Linked DNA regions of Homo sapiens: region 1 is linked to region 2. Evidence: read pairs that join two places in POLR2A ChIA-PET (ENCODE). Cell type or tissue: A673. All regions are shown on one strand. Links, peaks and the distances in the headings refer to the core of each region. The heading gives the core; the rest is flanking DNA. Region 1 overlaps LITAF (lipopolysaccharide induced TNF factor). Region 2 holds the start of LOC101927131 (a long non-coding RNA gene).

Region 1 (10,489 bases), core at 1,396-9,395, 110 kb after region 2:
AGGGGTTACAGGAGTGAGCCACTGCACCCGGCCATAAAAGATTTTTTTTAAACCCCATAACCAATGCCATGATATCATGATATCATTTGTCACCCATCCACCAGGCAAAGAGCAAAATGTTGGTAACACACACAGAGAGCTAGCCTGGGTATCGATAAACTGAGGCTCCTGCAACAGAAACGGCCAACCAAATTTAACATGAACAAGTCCAGCAACTCTTCCTCCAGAAATGTGTGCTGGCAATAACCCCCACATGTGGCTGAAATGACAAAATGACAAGCACATGGGGTATTCACTACAGCGTTGCTGGTAACAGCAGAAGCCTAGTCCGCCAGCAAGGCAAGGGTACCAATCAGGGATGGTCCCTCCCCACAAGGTACTGAAACGAGGAAGAGTTTTATTTGGAGAAATGCAATCACCACCAAGATATACTATCATGTTTAATGAGGCAGGAGAGTGTTTGTAGTGTGCCACCATTTGTGTATGGTGAGAGAAGAAGATATCCTTTTTTTTTTTTTTTTTTTTTTAGGAGTCTTGCTCTGTTGCCCAGGTTGGAGTGCAGTGGCGCGATCTCGACTCACTGCAACCTCCACTTCTCAGGTTCAAGCACCTCTCCTACCTCAGCCTCCCAAATAGCTGGGATTACAGGCGCCCACCACCACACCCAGCTAATTTTTGTCTTTTTAGTAGAGATGGGGTTTCACCACGTTGGCCAGGCTGGTCTCAAACTCCTGACCTCAAGTGATCCTCCCGCCTCGGGCTCCCAAAGTGCTGGGATTACAGGCATGAGCCAAGGTGCCCGGCGTTTTTTTGGTTTTTTTTTTGTTGTTGTTTTTAAAGACAGGTTCTCACTGGGTTTTTTAAAGACAGGTTCTCACTGGGTTGCCCAGGCTGGAGTGCAGTGGCATGATCATAGCTCATTGCAGCCTGGAGCTCCCAGGCTCAAGCGATCCTCCTGCCTCAGCTTCCAGAGCAGCTAGAACTACAGGTGTGCACCACCACACCTAGCTAATTTTTTTATTTTTTGTAGAGACGGGGTCTCAGTATGTTGACCAAGCTTGTCTCAAACTCCTGGGCTAAAGCAATCCTCCCACCTTGGCCTCTCAAAGCGCTGGCATTACAGGCATGAGCCATCATGCCTGGCCTAGTATTTCTTTATATAATATGCAAAAAATGTCTCCAAAGGCATACATAAGAAACTTAACGGTCGGTGTTTGTCGGGAAGGGAACCAGGTGGACTAGGGGATGGGGTGTGACAAACACTGGTCACTTTTACACCCTTGCTGGTCTTTTGTATGTTAAGCCATAGTAATATTACATATTTACAAAATACATACTTTTTTAATTAAAAAAGAAAGTCTCCTCTGCAAACCTGTCTCTGCCCTCCCCAGGCCTCCATCCTGGGTCCTTCCCGCCTCTGGGTAAAGGTGATGTCATCACAGCCCTTTGTGTTCCTGCCCAGCACCTGGCCCTGGGACCTTCCCTGTTTGCAGAGTGATTAAAGCTTCTAATTATTTCTATTTGGTAAGAAGACGTTCCCTTTACCACTCCCACTATATCAACCCCAAAATTTGCACTAACAACATCCTATTTGTCAATATAAAGTTTTTTTTTTCTCTTTTTTGAGACAGAGTCTCATTCTGTGGCCCAGGCTGGAATGCAGTGGCGTGACCTTGGCTCACTGCAACCTCTGCCTCCCAGGTTCAAGCGATTCTCCTGCCTCAGCCTCCCAAATAGCTGGGATTACAGGTGCATGCCACCACGCTCAGCTCATTTTTTTATTTTTAGTAGAGACAGGGTTTCACCATGTTGGCCAGGCTGGTCTCGAACTCCTGACCTCAAGTGATCCGCCCACCTCGGCCTCCCAAAGTGCTGGCATTACAGGCGTGAGCCACTGCACCCGGCCTAAAGTTCTTTTTTTTTCATGTTGCACTATGATCCAGTTTTCCTCCAGGGGGTTCTAAACACCAATGGTGGACAAAGGATTGAGAGATGTGGACCCTCCCTTGCCGGCCTTATGGGACCCATATAGGGAGGCAAAGTCAACCAACAGGGGCAGATGTGGGAGAGATATGAAGGGGAGACTGGGTATAGTTTCTTTTTTTGTTTTGGGAGGGGTACGGTTCCTAGGAGCGAGTGGAGGATCTGGGGACAAGGGCAAGGGGGCAGATCTGGGTACAGCGGGGACAGACACCCAGAAGCCATGTACCTGTGTCCCGTGGGGCAGGTGAGTAGTGCGGGGCCAGGAAAGTGAGGTCGTGTTACAGGAGCCTTCACATCACAAGGTGGGCACCAGCGCCTGGGTTTATGGGGGACCCCACCAAAGGGGCTTCTATTTCAAAAACCAGCAGTCCAAGAACAACTTGAAAACCCCCAGGGGGATTCAACTCCTGCCAAGAAGGAGAGTTCAGAGTCTAAAAATAAGCTTCAAAACCGAGAATACCAAGAGAACCACCCACCGCAGAAGCCATCCCAACAACTCGCGGTCAGCGTAAACACACATCAAAGGTCTCACGGCCCACGGCCAAGGGTGTCTTCTCCCGAGAACACAAAAAACCAAGTTGAAACACAGCAGAAACCCCAGTCTCCATAGCTTCTGGTGTTGCTTCATTCTGACCCACAGCCTCTGTAAACATTCCCCCGAAAAAAGTATCTTAACCTTTTTCTTTTCTTTTTTCTTTCTTAAACTGAACTTTGTTTTACAATCGGGGTCTCGCTGTGTTGCCAAGGCTGCAGTGCAGTGGCGCAATCATAGCTTACTACAGCCTTGAACTCCTGGGTTCGAGTGATCCTCCCACTTCAGCCTCTCGACCAGCTGGGACTCCAGGCACATGCCACCATGATTAGCTAGTTTTTTTAATTTTTAATTTTTTGTAGAGACGGGGTCTCACTATGTTGCCCAGGCTGGCCTCAAGTGATCCTCCCAAAGCGTTGGGATTACAGGCATAAGCCACTGCACTCAGCCTTAATCTTTTTCTAAAATCGATCCCAGCTGGGCACGGTGGCTCATGCCTGTAATCCCAGTGCTTTGGGAGGCCGAGGCGGGTGAATCACTTGAGGTCAGGAGTTCGAGACCAGCCTGGCCAACATGGTGAAACCCCATCTCTACTAAAAATCCAAAAATTAGCTGGGCAAGGTGGTGCATGCCTGTAGTCCCAGTTACTCCAGAGGCTAAGGCATGAGAATTGCTTGAACCTGGGAGGTGGAGGTTGCAGTGAGCTGAGATCGCACCACTGCACTCCAGCCTAGGCAACAGAGCAAGACACTGTCTCAAAATAAATAAATAAGTAAATAAATAAATAAATTCCCATATTCCCCTCTCCTTTCTTACAATCTGCAAAAAAAAAAAAAAAAAAAAAGAGAGAGAGAAAGAGAAAAAGAGAAAGGAAAGGAAAAATGCTTGTGTCCACATCTGTGGTTCTACACGGTCCCAGGCTGCCAACAGTCCAACATGGGGCTGATGGCGGCTCCATCCCACCAACACAATTTGCTACTTCAAAGCCTCTGAGGACTTGGACACCAGCAGAACCCAGCGTGCAAGGACTCTGTGTAAAGTAAGAGTTCATAGTTGCCGTGGGCGCCTCCTCTGAGTGAGGTAAACAGGCTTGGGCATCTGCTTTGATGATAAATATATACCTTATTTGGGAGTCTTCTATTTGCTTACTTCCTTTGTTCTGGCCAAATTCCAGATGACTGCAGGTAGTCCAACTGTCTGTCTTTGAAAATTCCAGAAAACAGCAATCTTGCCTTTAGCAAGACTTACGGATAATGTGGGAACAGGGTGGTGGTGGACATTGCCTGTCAAGCGCTTTTCATGCCTGTTTCACATCCCCTGGCTGACACCACATGATCTAGCCCTTGATGACATATGTCTTCCTCCTGCATCCTAATTGCTTCCTGTCTGCAAGTTAGCTTCTATTAATATTTCCCTAACTGGACCATATTACGTTACTCTCTGCCCACCCCAGGGGAAGGGATGTGATCTATATTTCCCCACGAGGGCTTGAGAAAGCCAAGTGCATCTGACATCCTTGCACAGCTGAGGTCTCCTGTGCCCATATGGCACATCTATCCCATCTATGACAGGGTATCTATGGCATCAGCTCATTAGAAGTGTCTATTTTTTTTTTTTTTTTTTTGAGACGGAGTCTCCCTCTGTTGCCCAGGCTGGAGTGCAGTGGCACAATCTCGGCTCACTGCAAGCTCCACCTTCCAGGTTCAAGCAATTGTCCTGCCTCAGCCTCCCGAGTAGCCGAGATTACAGGCACCCACCACCACGCCCGGCTAGTTTTTGTACTTTTAGTAGAGATGAGGTTTCACCATGCTGGCCAGGTTGGTCTCGAACTCATGACCTCAAGTGATCTACCCACCTCAGCCTCCCGAAGTGCTGGGATTACAGGTGTAAGCCACCACACCTGGCCAGAAGTGTCTATTTTTTAAACAAGAAAAGACAAATCTTCCTCACTGACAAATTCCAAATAGTATGAGTAGATACTCCCTCTCCAGGGGATGCACTTTTATTTTATTTTCTTTTTTTGAGACAGGGTCTCACTCTGTCACCCAGGCTGGAGTGCAGTGGCACCATTGGCACCATCATAGCTTACTATGGCCTCAGCCTCCTGGGCTCAAGCGATCCTCCTCCCTCAGCCTCTCGAGTAGTTGTGACTGCAGGTGTGCATCAACAAGCCCAGCTAATTTTCTATTTTTTGTAGAGATGGGGTCTTGCTCATTCCACTATTTCCAGGCTGGCATGCAATGGCTTGATCGTAACTCACTGCAGCCTTCAACTCCTGGGCTCAAATGATCCTCCCACCTCAGCCTCCTGAGTAGCTGGGGCTACAGGTGTGCACCACCACACTCAGCGATTTTTTTTTAACTTTCCATAGAGATGGGGGTCTCAATATGTTGCTCAGGCCGGTCTTAAACTCGTGGGTTCAAGTAATCCACCCGCCTCAGCCTCCAAAACTGCTGGGATTATAGGCATGAGCCATGGCACCTCGTAGGAGGTGGAATTTAATCTCTCCCTTTCCTCTCCTGTGTGTGGGCTGGACTCCTTGACTCTCTTTCAAAGAACAGAGTCGCCAGGCGTGGTGGCTCATGCCTGTAATCCCGGCACTTTGGGAGGCCAAGGCGGGTGGATCACCTGAGGTCGGGAGTTCGAGACCAGCCTGGCCAACATGGGGAAACATGTCTATATACAGGCACATGCCTGTAATCCCAGCTACTCAGGAGGCTGAGGCAGGAGAATTGCTTGAACCCAGGAGGCAGAGGTTGCAGCGAGCCAAGATCGCACCATTGCACTGTAGCCTGGGCAACAAGAGCAAAACTCCATCTATGAAAAGGGAAAGACAGTAAACTACAAGCGAGAAAATCTGGCAAATACCTCCTTTTCACTCTCTCTCTTGATATTAATTAACATCAGGAATACTTTACTCTCTCCCTTGATATTAACATCTGCAATGTCATGTGCATGTCATGTGCCCTCTGATGTGACAGGATGAGAAGGACACTTCACCTCCGTGGTCTTCTCCTCCCAGAACCCACAACCCCACTGTAATCATGAGAAAAATATCAGACAACCCTGATTTGAGGGAAATTCTACAGAATCCCTCATCTTCAAAAAGTATCTAGGTTATGAAAAACAAAGCAAGACTGAGAAACTAACATAGCCAGGGTGGCTGAGGAGACAAGATGACTAAATGCAATGTGGGGCCGGGCACAGTGGCTCATGCCTATAATCCCAGCACTCTGGGAGGCCGAGGCGGGTGGGTCACCTGAGGTCGGGAGTTCGAGACCAGCCTGGCCAACATGGGGAAACCCCATCTCTACTAAAAATACAAAAATTAGCTGGGTGTGGTGGTGCGTGCCTGTAATCCCAGCTACTCGGGAGGCTGAGGCAGGAGAGTTGCTTGAACCCGGGAGGCCAAGGTTGTAGTTAGCTGAGATTGTGCCATTGCACTGCAGCCTGGGCAACAAGAACAAAACTCTGTCTCAAAAAAATAAAACACAGTTTGGGAGGCCGAGGCAGGTGGATCATGAGGTCAGGAGATCGAGACCATCCTGGCTAACACGGTGAAACCCCGTCTCTACTAAAAATACAAAAAATTAGCCGGGCGCGGTGGCGGGCGCCTGTAGTCCCAGCTACTCGGGAGGCTGAGGCAGGAGAATGGCGTGAACCCGGGAGGCGGAGCTTGCAGTGAGCCGAGATTGCGCCACTGCAGTCCGCAGTCCGGCCTGGGCGACAGAGCGAGACTCCGTCTCAAAAAATAAAATAAAATAAAATAAAATAAAATAAAATAAAATAAAATAAAATAAAATAAAATAAAATAAAATATATCAATGCAATGTAGTACCCTAGGTTAGGACCCTGGCCCAGAAAAAAAGGACATCAGTGGGAGAACTGGGAACTCCAGATAAAGTCTGGAGTTTGGTGAACAATAACATACCCTCATCAGTTTCTTGGTTTGACAAACATACTGTGTGATGTAAGATGTGAATAATGGAGAGAACCAGGAACTGGGTGAGGAACTCCCTGTACTAACTTCACAACTTTCTTGCAAATCAAAAATTATGCCAAAATTAAAAGTTTATTTAAATACTTTCAGGGATCCCACTTATAAATGAGTCAGATAGGTGATGGGGCTCAGGACACACTACCCCAAAATATGACTGCAGGAGACTAGAACATGTCACCTCAGGATCTATTTCTTTGGCATATATTGAGCTGATTATTCTGAGAAACTGCAGACACAGGAGCAGCTCTGAAAAGCTGCCCTTTGATACAATAAATTGAAATCTACAGGTTGATTATCCCAAATGTGAAAATCCAAAATCTGAAACTTTTTGAACACAGACATGATGCTCAAAGGAAATGCTCATTGGAGCATTCTGGATTTTGGATTTTTGGATTAGAGATGCTGAACCAGTAAGTAGAATGCAGTATTTCAAAATCTGAAAAAAAGATCCAAAATCTGAAACACTTCCGGTCCCAAGCATTTCAGAGAAGAGATACTTGATCTGTGTAAAGGAAAGTGACTATCATAGGACCCTCATCAACCAGTGAAGTTTTTTTTTTTTTTGAGACGGAGTCTCATTCTGTGGCCCAGGCTGGCGTACAGTGGTGTGATCTCAGCTCACTGTAACCTCTGCCTCCCAGGTTCAAGTGATTCTCCTGCCTCAGCCTCCTGAGTAGCTGGGATTACAGATGCCCACCACCACACCCGGCTAATTTTTGTATTTTTAGTAGAGACGGGGTTTCACCATGTTGGCCAGGCTGTTCTTGAACTCCTGACCTCATGATCCACCCACCTTGGCCTCCCAAAGTGCTGGTATTACAGGCGTGAGCCACCGTGCCTGGCTGGAAGATCTTAACTTAGGAGAGGAGACTGAAGGTCGACACCTGGTCACAAGCCATCACCTGCTCTTCTGAGGCTACTCTGAGACAACTTTCATCATTCAAGAGGCTTTTTATCTGCATTAACAAGGCAACCTTTGTTCACCATACATTTCCTCCCCTTACCCTTCTATAACCTATCACCACCTGCCTCCAGGAGCCCCAGGCCCCTATTCCTTTTTCTTTTTTATTTTGAGACAGGGTCTTGTCTGTCACTCAGGCGGGAGTGCGGTGGCACTATCTCGGCTCACTGCAGCCTCGACCTCCCAGGCTCAAGCGATCCTCTTGCCTCAGCCTCCAGAGTGGCTGGGATCACAGGCATGAGCCACCATGCCAGACTAATTTTTGTATTTTCTGTAGAGACAGGGCTTTGCCATGTTGCCCAGGCTGGTCTTGATCTCCTGGGCTCAAGCGATCCTCCTGCCTTGTCCTCCCAGAGTGCTGGGATTACAGGCATGAGCCACCACGCCCAGCCGCTTATTCCTTTTTCGTAGCTCAGGCACACTACATAAACTTCAATTATCTGACCTTGCTTTGAGTTTCACTTTCTGTGGGACTCCCACATTTATGCATGGAATAAATTTGTATGTATTTTCATCCGTTAATCTATCATCAGTTTATTTCATAGGCTCAATTATGGTACCTTCAGAAGGCAGAAAGAAAGTCTTCTCTCTCCCCTACATAGGCCAAGAGTAAGAAAAACTATAAGGTGAAATGGAATAGGCAGGTCTTACCCCAAAGCACTCAAGTTCAATTTAAAAAAACAAAATTTGAGTGCTTTGGGGTGAGGCTCATGCCTGTAATGGCAATACTTTGAGAGGCCAAGATGGATGGATCACTTCACTCCAAGAGTTTGAGACCAGCCTGGGTAACATGGCGAAACCCTGTCTCTACAACAAAAAACCACTAAAATTAGTGTGGTGGCTGAGGTGGAAGGATGGCTTGAGCTCGAGAGGGAGGTTGAGGCTGCATGGAGCTGTGATCACGCCACTGTACTCCAGCCTGGCCAACAGAACAAGGCCCTATCTCAAAAAATATATAAGTAAATAAAGTATATTTTGGTTAAATGCCAAAGACTAAGTGGGGGGTAAAGGAGAGTTTCTGACACTTCTAACTGATGAGGTGAAAAATAAAAAATAAAATAAAATAAAAAGATACCTAGAATTTCAGCAAAAGAACAGGTTTTAAAGGAATCTCCCAAACTCTGCCCAGCTGAATGCATATTTACACCTGACCACAAGTCCGCACTCCCCTCGAAAGGTATTTCACAGCTTCCACAAAGGAAGGACGACAAAATTGAGCTCACAGAAGTAGAGAAAAGAACTGTGGTTACTGGAGGTTACAAAGGGGAGGGGAAGAGAGGCTAGAGAGAGGTTGGTTGATAGGTACAAAGTTACAGTTCAATGGGAGGAATAAGTTCTACTGTTCTGTAGAACTGTAGGGTGAATATGGTTAACAATTATTCAGTGTATATTTTCAAATAGCTAGAAGAGAGAATTCTGAATGCTCACAACACAAAGAAATGATAAGTGTTTGAGGTGATGAACATGCCAATTACTCTTTGATCAATTACACACTGGAGACATATAAGAAAATATCACTCTTTATCCCATAAATGTGTATGATTATTATGTGTCAACTAAAAATAAAAGAGAAAATGGTCAATGGCTTTTTAAAGGGTTTGAAAACAAGAGCAAGATATAGTGAAATATCTATTTCACTCACAACGGAAAAAAAAAAAAAAAAAAAGAACTCCCCACAAAGCTTTAGCCACATGTGGGTGGTAAACTCTTCTAAAAATATATCCTCAAGCTGTGTATAGAACTGTTTTCTACATTTGGGTATCAGATCAACACATAAAAGGGCAAGGCCTTCAGAAAGATAAAGCGGCTTTTTAACTACCAACTTAATCCTCGAAGATCGATTCTTCCAGGAAGAAAAAGGAGAAATATTCAATTCTACTCTGGTCTCCATCTCCCAGCCCCCAGAAAAGAAACACTAAGCTAGGCCCATGAATATGTATATCGCAGAAATGACCCCAGAATAAAAAAAGGGATTCCTTAGGCAAAAGAAGGGCACTCACATGCAAATTGTCAGGTCCCCTAAGAAAATAGCCTAGTTTGTAAACAAGAAAGAGAACCAGCTGCGAGGGTCAAAAAGGTCTGGTCTTTTAGGGTCTCTGGAGAAAAACGTTATTTCCAATAATGGGAGCACAGTGGATCCTGACTATAATCAACTTTCAGGAACTATCCAAATTGTACACTTATTAAATTGAATATTGCTTAAAATTCTTAAACTAAGGAGGGTCACCTGGCAGGTTTTAAGCTACAATAATTCTGCAATACGGTTTTTGTTGTCATGGAATTTAACCTGTCTATCATTCCTGAAAATGTTCAAGGTGAATGGTGCGTCTTAAGCCATAAATGGTTAAGCAGGAAGGTAGACAAAAGGGGAAACCCGGACCTCCAGCTCTTTGGGAAAGGAAGCGAGAAATTGGCCTTTGGTTATTTGATCCCAAACAAATTCCAGTTTCAGTAGACCTCAGTAAAAGTACAGAAGCTCAGAGTGAAATATTTCAGAGAAATGTGTGCCAATTCCATCTTCTGAGTTCAGGCTGTTTCTGCAGGGCGGTATGTCCCACAAGTCAAAGATAAAGTTACCACAATCTTAAAGCCAGGTTCAAGCATGGCGTAATGACAAATCACAGTGATTTGTGGAATGGAAAATGCTTCCATCGGGGAGTTGGGCTGCTCCCCCACAATCAGAGTGGGCAGTTTTCCTCTGGACTCCTGGTGAAACCACATCCCTAGTTTCCACGTGAATCACAGTTTTTCATCAAACAGTGCAAGGAGATCATTAATAAGACTGAGACTGCATTAGGATACAAAATTGTATGAACGCTGATGACAATTTCATAGAAAACAGGCACAAAGACAAAAGACAGAAGCCGCCCGATAAGGACAGCCAGTGGTAGTTGTTTCGTTCTATAAGATTATGCCTTTCTTCTTTATCTTCCACACTTTAATATTTTTTAATAAAAAATTTCAAACTATCAGTGCATCATCTAGGAATAACCTCATGGATTCAAGTTTAAGG
Region 2 (10,489 bases), core at 916-8,915:
GTTGGAGGTTGGGGGAGGTTCTGGGGGCTCACATGGAGCTTGGATCTGCCCTTGGATGGGATGTTGATATTAAGAGAAGCTGCAGTGATGAGGACCATAAGGAGGCACTTGGGCCACCACACCCTAACCTGGCCACAGAGCAGAGGGGACAGAAGGGGTCTCATCTCCTACCTGTCACGTTGGCCTGGTCACTCAGCAGATGGCTCAGCGATGCGGAGAAGGCCAGCTTGCTGCCCACCTGCCGTGTGAGGTTCCCGGTGAAGACGACGGGGCTGCCCCCCGTCACCAGTTTCACCTCCAGCTGCGCCTGGAACCGCTCAGCCTCGCCACCCATGGCTGGCTGCAGGTCACTCCAGCCCTGAAACGGCCTCAGTGTCACCTGGGAGGACAGGCTTGGCCAGCAGGCCCAGCCCTTACCACACGAACTGGGACCAGACAGGGCAGGAGACAACATCGCTAACAACCTTCTACACCGATCCTTACCCAATTTTTCTTTTTCCTTGAGACAGAGTCTCACTTTGTCTCCCAAGCTGGAGTGCAGTGGTGGAATCCTGGCTCGCTGCAACCTCCACCTCCTGGGTTCAAGTGATTCTCCTGCCTCAGCCTCCCTGGGATTACAGTCACGTGCCACCACACCCGGCTAATTTTTTTATTTTTAGTAGAGATGGAGTTTCACTATGTTGGCTAGGCTGGTCTCAAGGTCCTGAGCACAAGTGATCCACCCGCCCTGGCCTTCCAAAGTGTTAGGATTACAGGCATGAACTACTGTGCCCAGCCCTTCCCCAATTTTTTAAACTCTGGATTTCTCAAAATTAGAAACCTGTGTTACAAACTCAGACATAAATGTAAGGGACTCCTCTTCTCTCCTTGACATCCCCCTCATTCAGTCCATCAGGAACTTGAGTCAACTGTCCCTATGGAACGCGTCTAGAATCAACCACTTCTGCCACCTCCGCTGCCTCACCAGCTGGAGCCCCGGTCATCGGCCTGTCTCACTGCAACATCCTCCTGGCTCTCCCGGCTCCCATCCCGCTGGTGGCAACTAATCTCCACACGGCAACCAGACACGTCGAATGATGGCACACTAGCCTTTCTTACAGTACAACCCAAAGTCCTTGTGAAGGCCAGCGAGGCCAGAACTTTCTCTGCTGGTCAGTGGTGCAGACCTGGCCATGGGAAGACACTGGCAGATGGGCCACGGGGACAGCTCACTACACACTCCACGGCCCCGCAAAGAAGATTCTCTGGAAAAGTCATGAGCAACTACAAATATCATCTTTGATGGCCCCGCCAACCTGTAGGCTCCCCACCCCCACGCCCCCCTGATGGCCACCAGCTGGTCAGTTTACCCAAAAGACGCCAAAACAAGACTCACTATTACCACACTGCCACTACTTAATGCTCTCTGTCCCCGATCCCCACAGATGTGTGTGCGGATGTGTGTGTATGAATGTGTGTGGATGTGTGTACAGATGTATCTGTACATGGATGTGTGTGTATACAGGGGTGTGTGTATACAGACGTGTATGTACACAGACATGTGGGTGCATACAGATGTATGAATGTGTGTATACATGGATGTGTCTGTATGTAGACATGTATGGACGTGTGTGTGAACGTATGTATACGGATGTGTAAAGAGGTGTATATATATGGATGCATGTATATGAATGTATGCATACAGATATGTCTACACGTGGATTGTGTGAATATGGATGTGTATGGATGTGTGTGTACGGACATGTGAACAGATATGTATATATGGATGTGTGTGTGGATATATGTACAGATATGTATATATATGGATGTGTGTATATATGAACGTATATACAGATGTGTCTACATATGGATGTTTGTGTGTATGAATATGTGTGTATGGACGTGTGTTTATGGACATGTATGTGTGTAAAGAGATGCATATATACGGATGCGTGCATATGAATGTGTACAGATATGTCCACATGTGGACTGTGTGAATATGGATGTATATGGACGTGTGTACACCACGGACATGTGAAAAGATATGTATATATGTGGATGTGTGTATATGAATGTGCATACAGATATGCATTTGGATGTGTGTGAATATGGATGTGTATGGACTCTGTACAGACATGTGTACAGATATGTGTGTATATACGAATGTATGTACAGCTGTATCTACATGTGGATGTTCGTGTATGTAAATATGGACGTGTGTATGATGTGTATGTGTATGGACATGTGTATGTCATATGTGTATGGATGTATGTGTGTGCACACACGAATATACAGACACACCCTTCTCCTTCCCTTTTTACAGAAACAGATGCTCGCTCTCCACTCTGCTCCCAGCTTTTCCTGCTGGCAGGCACATTCGAGCGATGGCTTTCTCCAGTCTGTATCAGAGGCTGTGCAGTGCTCGTCAGAGCTTCCTCAAGGTGCACATGAACAGGGTGAACACAGAATTTCTCACCCAAACCGGAACACTTTGCAGTTAAAGAGAACACTAGTTGTAAATGTGTCACGTCACCAGGCGTAAACTGGGGCTCTCCAGGCAACCCACGACCCAACCCCTGCACACTAGCAGGAGGGGGCACTGAACAGAACATTCTTCCCTAAACCAACCTTAAATCCCATTAGCTTTGAGACAAGTTGAACATAAGCTCTGGGACTTCGTATTCATGAGCTCATCTGCCTCAGTTTCTTCATCTTGTATTGGGTTACAGAGGACTTGAAGGGGGGACCTCCTGTCTGCTGAAACAGGCTCCAGAAAGTTCCGGAGTTCCGGCTGTTACTGTAATTGTGATGAGTCTGGGGCAGACGGAACTAGAATTTCTCCAAAGGCAAACATTTCCAGGCTGCAGGCAGCTCTATAGGGACCAGCAGGAAGATCCACGGGGAGGTAGAGGCAATCCGTGCTTGCACATTTAGCAAACAACTAGAAGTTCAAGGGCCCCTGGGAATTCTGAAAATGAGGCATAAGTCTCAGCCATCAGGCAGGTGGAGCTTTAGGAGGAAGACAGCTCTCCCCTGACATAGGTCTTCCCCCACCCAGGCTGACGGCAGAGCTGGAAGAGGAGAATGTATTTTTGCAGCAAGACATCCAGCTCCGGCTTCAGATGCTCCACTCCAGGCCTCTCTGAGAAGACACTGGAAACTGAGGCAGAATCAGGAGATCCACTGCCGAAGGTGCCCAGCAATCATGCCTGGTGGGATCAAGTCTAAAGCTGCTATTTGTACCCTGGCTGGAATGCAGTGGCATGATCTCGACTCACTGGAACCTCCACCTCCCAGATTCAAGCAATTCTCCTGCCTCAGCCTCCCAAGAAGCTGGGACTACAGGCATGCGCCACCACACCCAGCTAATTTTTGTATTTTTAACAGAGACAGGGTTTCACCATCTTGGCCAGGCTGGTCCCAAATTCCTCACCTCAAGTGATCCTCCCGCCTCAGCCTCCCAACATTTGTATACTTTTTGAAGTCACACATCTTCCTGAAAAGTGGATAGAAGTTTTCAACCTTCTTCGCAGGATGGAGGGCAGACACAGAACTTCAACACAGTGACAGGGGCTTCAAACGACTAAGTTCCGTCCAGGTACCCTTGGGTAAGAACCCTAGAAAAGCACCTACTGAGATGAAAACGAGCCTAGACAACATAGTAAGACCTCGTCTTCACAAAAAAAAGAAAAAAAGAAAAATAGAAGGGCATGGTGGCACAGGCCGTAGTCCCAGCTACTTGGGAGGCTGAGGCAAGAGGATCGCTTGAGCCCAGGGGTTTGAGGCTGCAGTGATCTACGATCACTGCACAGAATAAGACCTTGTAAAAGAAAGAGAAGGCGGGGGGTGGGCAGAGAGGGAAAAGAGAGAGGGGGAAAGAGACTGGTAGAAGACATGGGGGAAAGTGGGGGAAAGACGTGGGAAGAGGAAAAGAGAGGGAATAGAGGGAGGGAAAGACAGGGCGAGAAAGGAAAGAAAAGGAAGAAAGGAAGAAAAAAGAAAAGAGAAAAAACATATAAACCTTGTGGCCTGGGAATTCCATTGTTAAGAATTTACTCTGCAGAGAGAATGGTGTTCATGGCAGAATATTTGTAAGAGCAGAAACCTGGAAAAAACTCAAGAGTCCTTCATTATTAAACTAGCTGAATAAATTCCATTCCACGGACTATTACACAGCAATTTGCGCTACACAGGAGGCACTTATTTTCTTTAAAGTGGATATATTAACTCCATGTGCTGACTGTGTGCATAGATCATCTCAGAAAGGAATCACCAAAAAATCCCTAACAGTGGTTGGCTTTCAGGAGGGGTGGGAGAGAGGTTTTGAGTCTATACCAGCGCCAACCAATAGAACTTTCTGCAATGAGGACAATGTTTCAGAGCCACATGAAGCTGTGGAACACCTGAAATGCGGCCCATGCAGCCAAAGAACCAAATCTTTAATTTTCTTTAATTTTAATTCATTTAGATTTTTTTTTTTTGAGATGGAGTCTCGCTCTGTTGCCCAGGCTGCAGTAAAGTGGCGTGATCTTGGTTCACTGCAACCTCCACCCCACCAGGTTCAAGCAATTCTCCTGCCTCAGCCTCCCAAGTAGCTGGGATTACAGGAGCCTGCCACCATACCCGGCTACTTTTTGTATTTTTGGTAGAGACGGGGTTTTGCCATGTTGTTCAGGCTGGTCTTGAACTCCTGACCTCAGGTGAGCCACCTTTCTCGGCCTCCCAAAGTGCTGGGATTATAGGCGTGAGCCACCGCACCTGGCCTCACTGAGATTTCTATAAACATGTGTGCCACTGGCTACCATATGGGAGAGTCAGTTCTATACCCTTTCATAGCTTTTGAACTTTGAATCATTTAAATGTATTGCCTATTTAATTGTAGAATTTAATAATATTTAGATTGAATTAATCTCAATGAAATCTACAATAGAATTTAAATTTTATCAGCGCATGCTTGTCTGAAAAGATTGCCAAGGTGTACGTACGTATATGTGTATTGTGTGTGTGTGTGTGTATGCACGCACACACACACATATATATATTTTTGAGACGCAGTCTTGCTCTGCTACCCAAACTGGAGTGCAGTAGTATGAAATCGGCTCACTGCAACCTCTGCCTCCTGGGTTCAAGTGATTCTTCTGCCTCAGCCTCCCAAGTGGCTGGGATTACAGGCACGCACCACTACACCCAGCTAATTTTTGTATCTTTAATAGAGATGAGGTTTCACCATGTTGGCCAGGCTGGTCTCAAACTCCTGGCCTCAAGTGATCCATCCTCCTTGGCCTCCCCAAGTGTTGGGATTACAGGCGTGAGCCACGGCGCCCAGCTGCCAAGCTATATTTTTGAGTAAAAAAAAAAAAAAAAGTCCTCACAGAGTTAAAAAAAAAAACAAAAAAACTGGGAAACTGGGAGTGGAGGCTCACGCCTGTAATCCTAGCACTTTGGGAGGCCAAGGTGGGCAGACTGTGTAAGCCCAAGAGTTTGAGACCAGCCTGGGCAACATAGTGAGACCCCATTTGTACAAAAATATAAAAAAAAGAAGCCAAGCATGGTGGCACATGCCTGTAGTCCCAGCTACTCGGGAGGCTGAGGTGGGAGGATCGCTGGAGACCAGGAGGTCAAGGCTGCAGTGAGCCATGTTTGCACCTCTGCACTCCAGCCTGAGTGACAGAGCAAGACCCTGCCTCAAAAAAAGAAAATAAAAATAAAAAAACAAAACCTAAACATGACAACTGGGTTTTCATGCTATTGCATGATACCTGCCTCCCTCAAAACTTGTTACATCATCATATCACTCACCTGATAGACAAAATAAAACCCAGAAACCCAAACTAAAAATATTTGCAAATCTATAAGGTTATGGGTTGTACTGTGTCTCCCTGAAAGATGCCGAAACCCTAAGCCGCAGGACCTGTGAATGTGACCTTATTCGGAAATAGGGTCTTCACACATGATTAAGCTAAGCTGAGGTGATGAGGGTGAACCCTAATCCCGTTTGCCTGGTGTCCTTATAAAAAGGGGATGTGTGGACACAGACACCTACAAAGGGAAGACTATGGGAAGACAGAGACAGAAGACCACCTCCAAGCCAAGGAGCTCTGGGGGCTTCTAGAATCCAGGAGCGAGACCTAGGTCAGATCCTCCCTGACAGCCTTCACAGGTGGGGAAAAAAAAAACAAAAAACAAAAAACAACAATAACAACAAAAAACACCTTGATTTCAGACTCCTGGCCTCCAGAACTGTGAGAACAAATTCCTATAGTTGAAGACACACAGTTAGCGTACTTTGTTAAGGCAGCTCTGGGAAATGAACACAGATTTCTCAGGGCGTGCATCAGTACTTCTGCAGGAAATTTGGGACATGGCATGCTTTAACTTACAAGTTATACCTTTCTCTATTCTGAATTCTTTTTTTGAGAGACAGGGTCTTACTTTGTCACCCAGGCTGGAGTGCAGTGGCAGAAGCATGGCTCAGTGCAGCCTTGACCTTCTGGGCTCCAGCAATCCTCTTGCCTCAGTCTCCTGAGTAGCTGAGACTACAGGCACACAACTCTGTGCCTGGTTAACATTTTTTAATGTTTTGTAGACACCGGGTCTTGCTATGTTGCCCAGGTTTATCTCGAACTCCTACCCTCAAGTGATCCTCCCAACTTGGCCTCCCAACTTTCTGTAATTACAGGTACAAGCCGTCATACCTGGCTTTTTCTTTCTTTCTTTTTTTGAGACAGAGTCTCGCTCTGTCGCCCAGGCTGGAATGCAGTGGCATGATCTCAGCTCACTGAAACCTCCGCCTCCTGGGTTCAAGTGATTCTTCTGCCTCAGTCTCCCAGGTAGCTCGGATTACAGGCACCCGCCACCACACCCAGCTAATTTTTGTATTTTTATCAGAGGCAGGGTTTCACCATTTGGCCAGGCTGGTCTCGAACTCCTGATTTCAGGTGATCTGCCCGCTTCGACCTCCCAAAATGCTGGGATTACAAGTGTGAGCCACTGCATCCCACCTGAATTCTTAAAAGCATGTTTTTGTGTTATTAATATCCATTTTTAACATCAATGACGGTGGGATTTGAGCCCATTTTTTTCTTGTTTATACATTTCTGGGTAATAGAACTAACACTTGTTAACTGGCAGGTAGAAAGGGAAGATCCCAGAGGTGGTGGCAATAGTTAACAGGGCTCTGGTACGGGGGAAGGAAATCCCTGGGGAGGTGTCAGGTGCAGACACAGGTGGGCCTAGGGTGTGGAGCAAACCTTGATGTAGTAGACGTCCCTGTCATCCAGCACCAGCTCCAAGTGACCCGTGTGGGCACTCCCAAGAGCCTCCATCTTTCCTGGGGGTGCAAAACAAGAGTTTAGAGACAAGGGTTCAACATCTGGATCTGGCCCCTCCGTCCCCCTGGGAGGACTGCCTGCCCTTTCTTTAATCTCTGAGCCTAAGATGTAGCACCTGTAAAATGGGGCTGGATTTAGTGCTGACCTCAGGAGGTCACAGACAAACCTATAAGCCAGCTCACTGCAGGGGCCCTGCCCCGGGTGTGGCACCGAGTGAGGGGCGCAGTGAGCAGGGAGGGACGTTGACATTACCGTCCAGCTCGATTTTCTTCTTGGGATGGAGAAGCTTGAGCCGGAACTTGTTCTGGGGCAAGCTGTAGCTCATGTCCACCCCGACGTCCCTCAGCACTTCTGACCCGGGCGTGCCCATGAAGACGTGGGCTGTGGCTTCTTGGGGGAACCAGCTGCCCTTCTGGAAATAGCAGAGTCTTCAAGATTGAGAGCCTCCACCTGTACCCTTCAGACACTCACATTGTTGTCCTCACAATCCCCCAACCAGGAATTTCTCAGGCTTGAAAACTGCCTGCAGAATTGTAAAGCTCTGCAGAACAGCCCAGGACCATGTCCACAGGGTCGCAATTTATTCAGCAAACGGCCAGGGAGAAGCGGCTGCGGTGCACACTCCTGGCACCCTGCACAGACCCCTCCCATCCTTTTTTGTTTTGAGACCGAGTCCCGCTCTGTTGCCCAGGCTGGAGTGTCAGCGGCATGATCTCGGCTCACTGCAGCCTCTGCCTCCCAGGTTCAAGTGATTCTCCTGCCTCAGCCTCCTGAGCAGCTGGGATTACAGGCATGCGCCAACAAGCCCAGTTTTTTTTTGTTGTTGTTGTTATTTTTGGTAGAGATGGGGTTTCACCATGTTGGCCAGGCTGGTCTTGAACTCCTGACCTCAAGTGATCCACCTGCCTTGGCCTCCCAAACTGCTGGGATTACAGTGAGCCACTGCGCCTGGCCTCTCCCATCCTTTTAACCAGCTTTGTGTCCTTGTCCCCCAGCTTCTGCAAGCTCTGCACTTCCTGGCTGTCACCTGAGGGCTTCAGAACATTGCCCTCCAGCACTGCAGCCAAAACTCCCAGCACCCTAGCCCAGAGGGGAACACACTCTGCGAGTACCTCGTGCTCTGGGGCTCCCTGTGAGACCAGGCTGAGGCTGCAACTTCACCTGAAATTGCACATCTCTCAGCATCTTCCCTCGGCCTTTCCTAATTTCTCCACTCTTTCTGGGTCCCCCGGAGCCTTTTCTTAATAAATCACTTGTACCCCAGTCCAAGGCTTCGGTCTCTTGTTGGGGAAGTGCAGCCTCAGCCACAAGTCCCGTTCGGAAATCCCATGTCACCGTACATTTGTTCAACACCAACAGAGATGTGTGCTGCTGCGTGGAAGATGACTGAGCATGAGACACGCAGTGCCCGACCGCGTGGAGCCTACGTCCTAGAGAGGAGGCACAGGAACACCAGACACGAGAACGGGTAAGACGGCAGCCGCCGGTGAGTGTGCTGGCGAAGTCATTGGTGTAGGGGCCCTGACCGGGATGCTGGTCTAGACAGGGAGGCCCAGGAAGGCTGCCTCTGAGGGGTCCCACTGAAGGACACTTGAAAGGAGCTAGGGAGGGAGTTAGGTGGATGTCCCGGGGAAGAGTGTTCCTGGCAGGGGAAACGCCCAGTGCAAAGGCCCTGGGGCAGGCATGTGTGTGGCCTTGAAAAAGGGGCCAGTGTGTCTTCAGGGCAGTGAGTCTGGAGGAGAGTCAGGGAAGGAGGCCAGCAGGGGCAGGACTGCCAAGGGCCTGTGGGTCACGGCGTCTGGCTCCTACTTTAAGGGTAACAGAAGCCATAGGGGGGCAGTCTACACAGAGAAGGGACACGATCCAGCTGGGATTTCAGAGGGCCCATCTGGCTGCTGGTAAAGATGGGAAGGAGACCAGAGCGGGAGCTGGGGGATCAGACAGGAGGCCACCGAGTGCCTCCTCTGGACCAGATGCTGATGACAGAGGGGTAAGTAAAACCAACCCTGAATCTGCTCCCAGGAACTGAGTCACCAGCGGGGAAGACAGACCTTATCCAAGTAGCTTCACTAAGAAACAGAACTGATTAAAAGGGAAGAAATGTGGTTGTCTTACGGCAAGTCACAAAAGAATATGATGTGCTCTGGGGTAACCAAGGCAGGCTTCCCTGAGGAAGTGACCCCTGAACTGAGACCTAAAGACTGATTCAGAGTTAATGCATCATACAGCCCCAGATGGAGAATCAGCATGTGCAAACGTCCAGAAGAAACCTACAGCAAGACCAGCACAGCCCAACAGCCCCAGAGAGGAGCCCCACGTCCTTTAGGGTGAGCCCAGGGCTGACCTAAGGAGATCCACAACATGGCTGAGAAAGACGGGGCTGTTGTCTAGGGCCCACCTGGGGCTGCAGGGTATAGGCAGCTTCCAGCAGGTACTGTCGGAGCCCCGGGTCCCGTTTCTGCAGCGTCACGGCCGCGAACACAGGCAATGAGAGCAGGTAGGGCTGGCCAGGCACCGGCCAGGTCACTCCAGTGCACAGTCGCCAGCCCCAGGTGTAGGACACTGCAGAGAGAGGTAAGCAGGCAGCACTGGTCAGTGGAGACTCAGAGGGCTCTGGGCATGGGTGCCCGCAGCTGCCACATCAGCAAAGAAACCTCTTCTCTAATTTCTTCTGAGGAAAGGCACCATGTAGACAGGACTCCTGTGAGGCAGTGGTGTGTAGACCAGGGTTTCTCTGCCTCAGCACTGCTGACATTTGGGATCAGATCATCTTATTTGGGGGCTGTCCTGTGCATTATGGGATGTTTCGCTGAATCCTGGATCCCCATCCACTAGATGCCAGTAACCCCTACCAACAACCAAATATTTCTGCACATATTACCAAATGTCTCCTGGGGGGTCAAAACTGCCCCAGCTGAGAACCCCTGGTAGACTTTTTCTTTTTTTTTTTTTTTCCAGACAGAGTCTCACTTTGTCACCCGGGCTGGAGTACAGTGGCACAATCTCGGCTCACTGCAACCTCTGCCTCCCAGGTTCAAGTGATTCTCCTGCCTCAGCCTCCCGGGTAGCTGGGATTACAGGCACGTGGCACCACGCCTGGCTAATTTTTGTATTTTTAGTAAAGATGGGGTTTTACCATATTGGCCAGGCTGATCTTGAACTCCTGACCTCAGGTGATC

What was found. Peaks named below come from ENCODE experiments on the same cell type or tissue, not always from the same donor. Only the 100,000 strongest peaks of a DNase experiment are listed, where the experiment ranks them.
Region 1: POLR2A ChIA-PET joins it to region 2 with 11 read pairs; 4 of 35 experiments call an interaction of 5 or more read pairs at or near these places.

Annotation. Positions count from the first base shown.
Region 1 is chr16:11,573,197-11,583,685 of GRCh38, forward strand. All of the region lies in intron 1 of LITAF (lipopolysaccharide induced TNF factor), which reads right to left. Among named protein-coding and RNA genes, the nearest start is that of LITAF, 8.5 kb to the right of the region's middle. RefSeq lists a silencer at 1,317-1,611. In A673, for the core only: no CTCF peak of the experiment used is centred there; no DNase peak of the experiment used is centred there.
Region 2 is chr16:11,461,946-11,472,434 of GRCh38, forward strand. It overlaps LOC400499 (putative uncharacterized protein LOC400499), which reads right to left. Exons shown (of 67, transcript NM_001370704.1): 21 at 9,709-9,872; 22 at 7,563-7,722; 23 at 7,230-7,309; 24 at 172-358. LOC101927131 (a long non-coding RNA gene) reads left to right here and starts at 3,315. Exons shown (of 3, transcript NR_110907.1): 1 at 3,315-3,587; 2 at 8,670-8,778; 3 at 9,333-10,489. It also overlaps the pseudogene LOC124903807. RefSeq lists an enhancer at 8,346-8,847. In A673, for the core only: no CTCF peak of the experiment used is centred there; no DNase peak of the experiment used is centred there; H3K27me3 peaks cover 1,903 bases.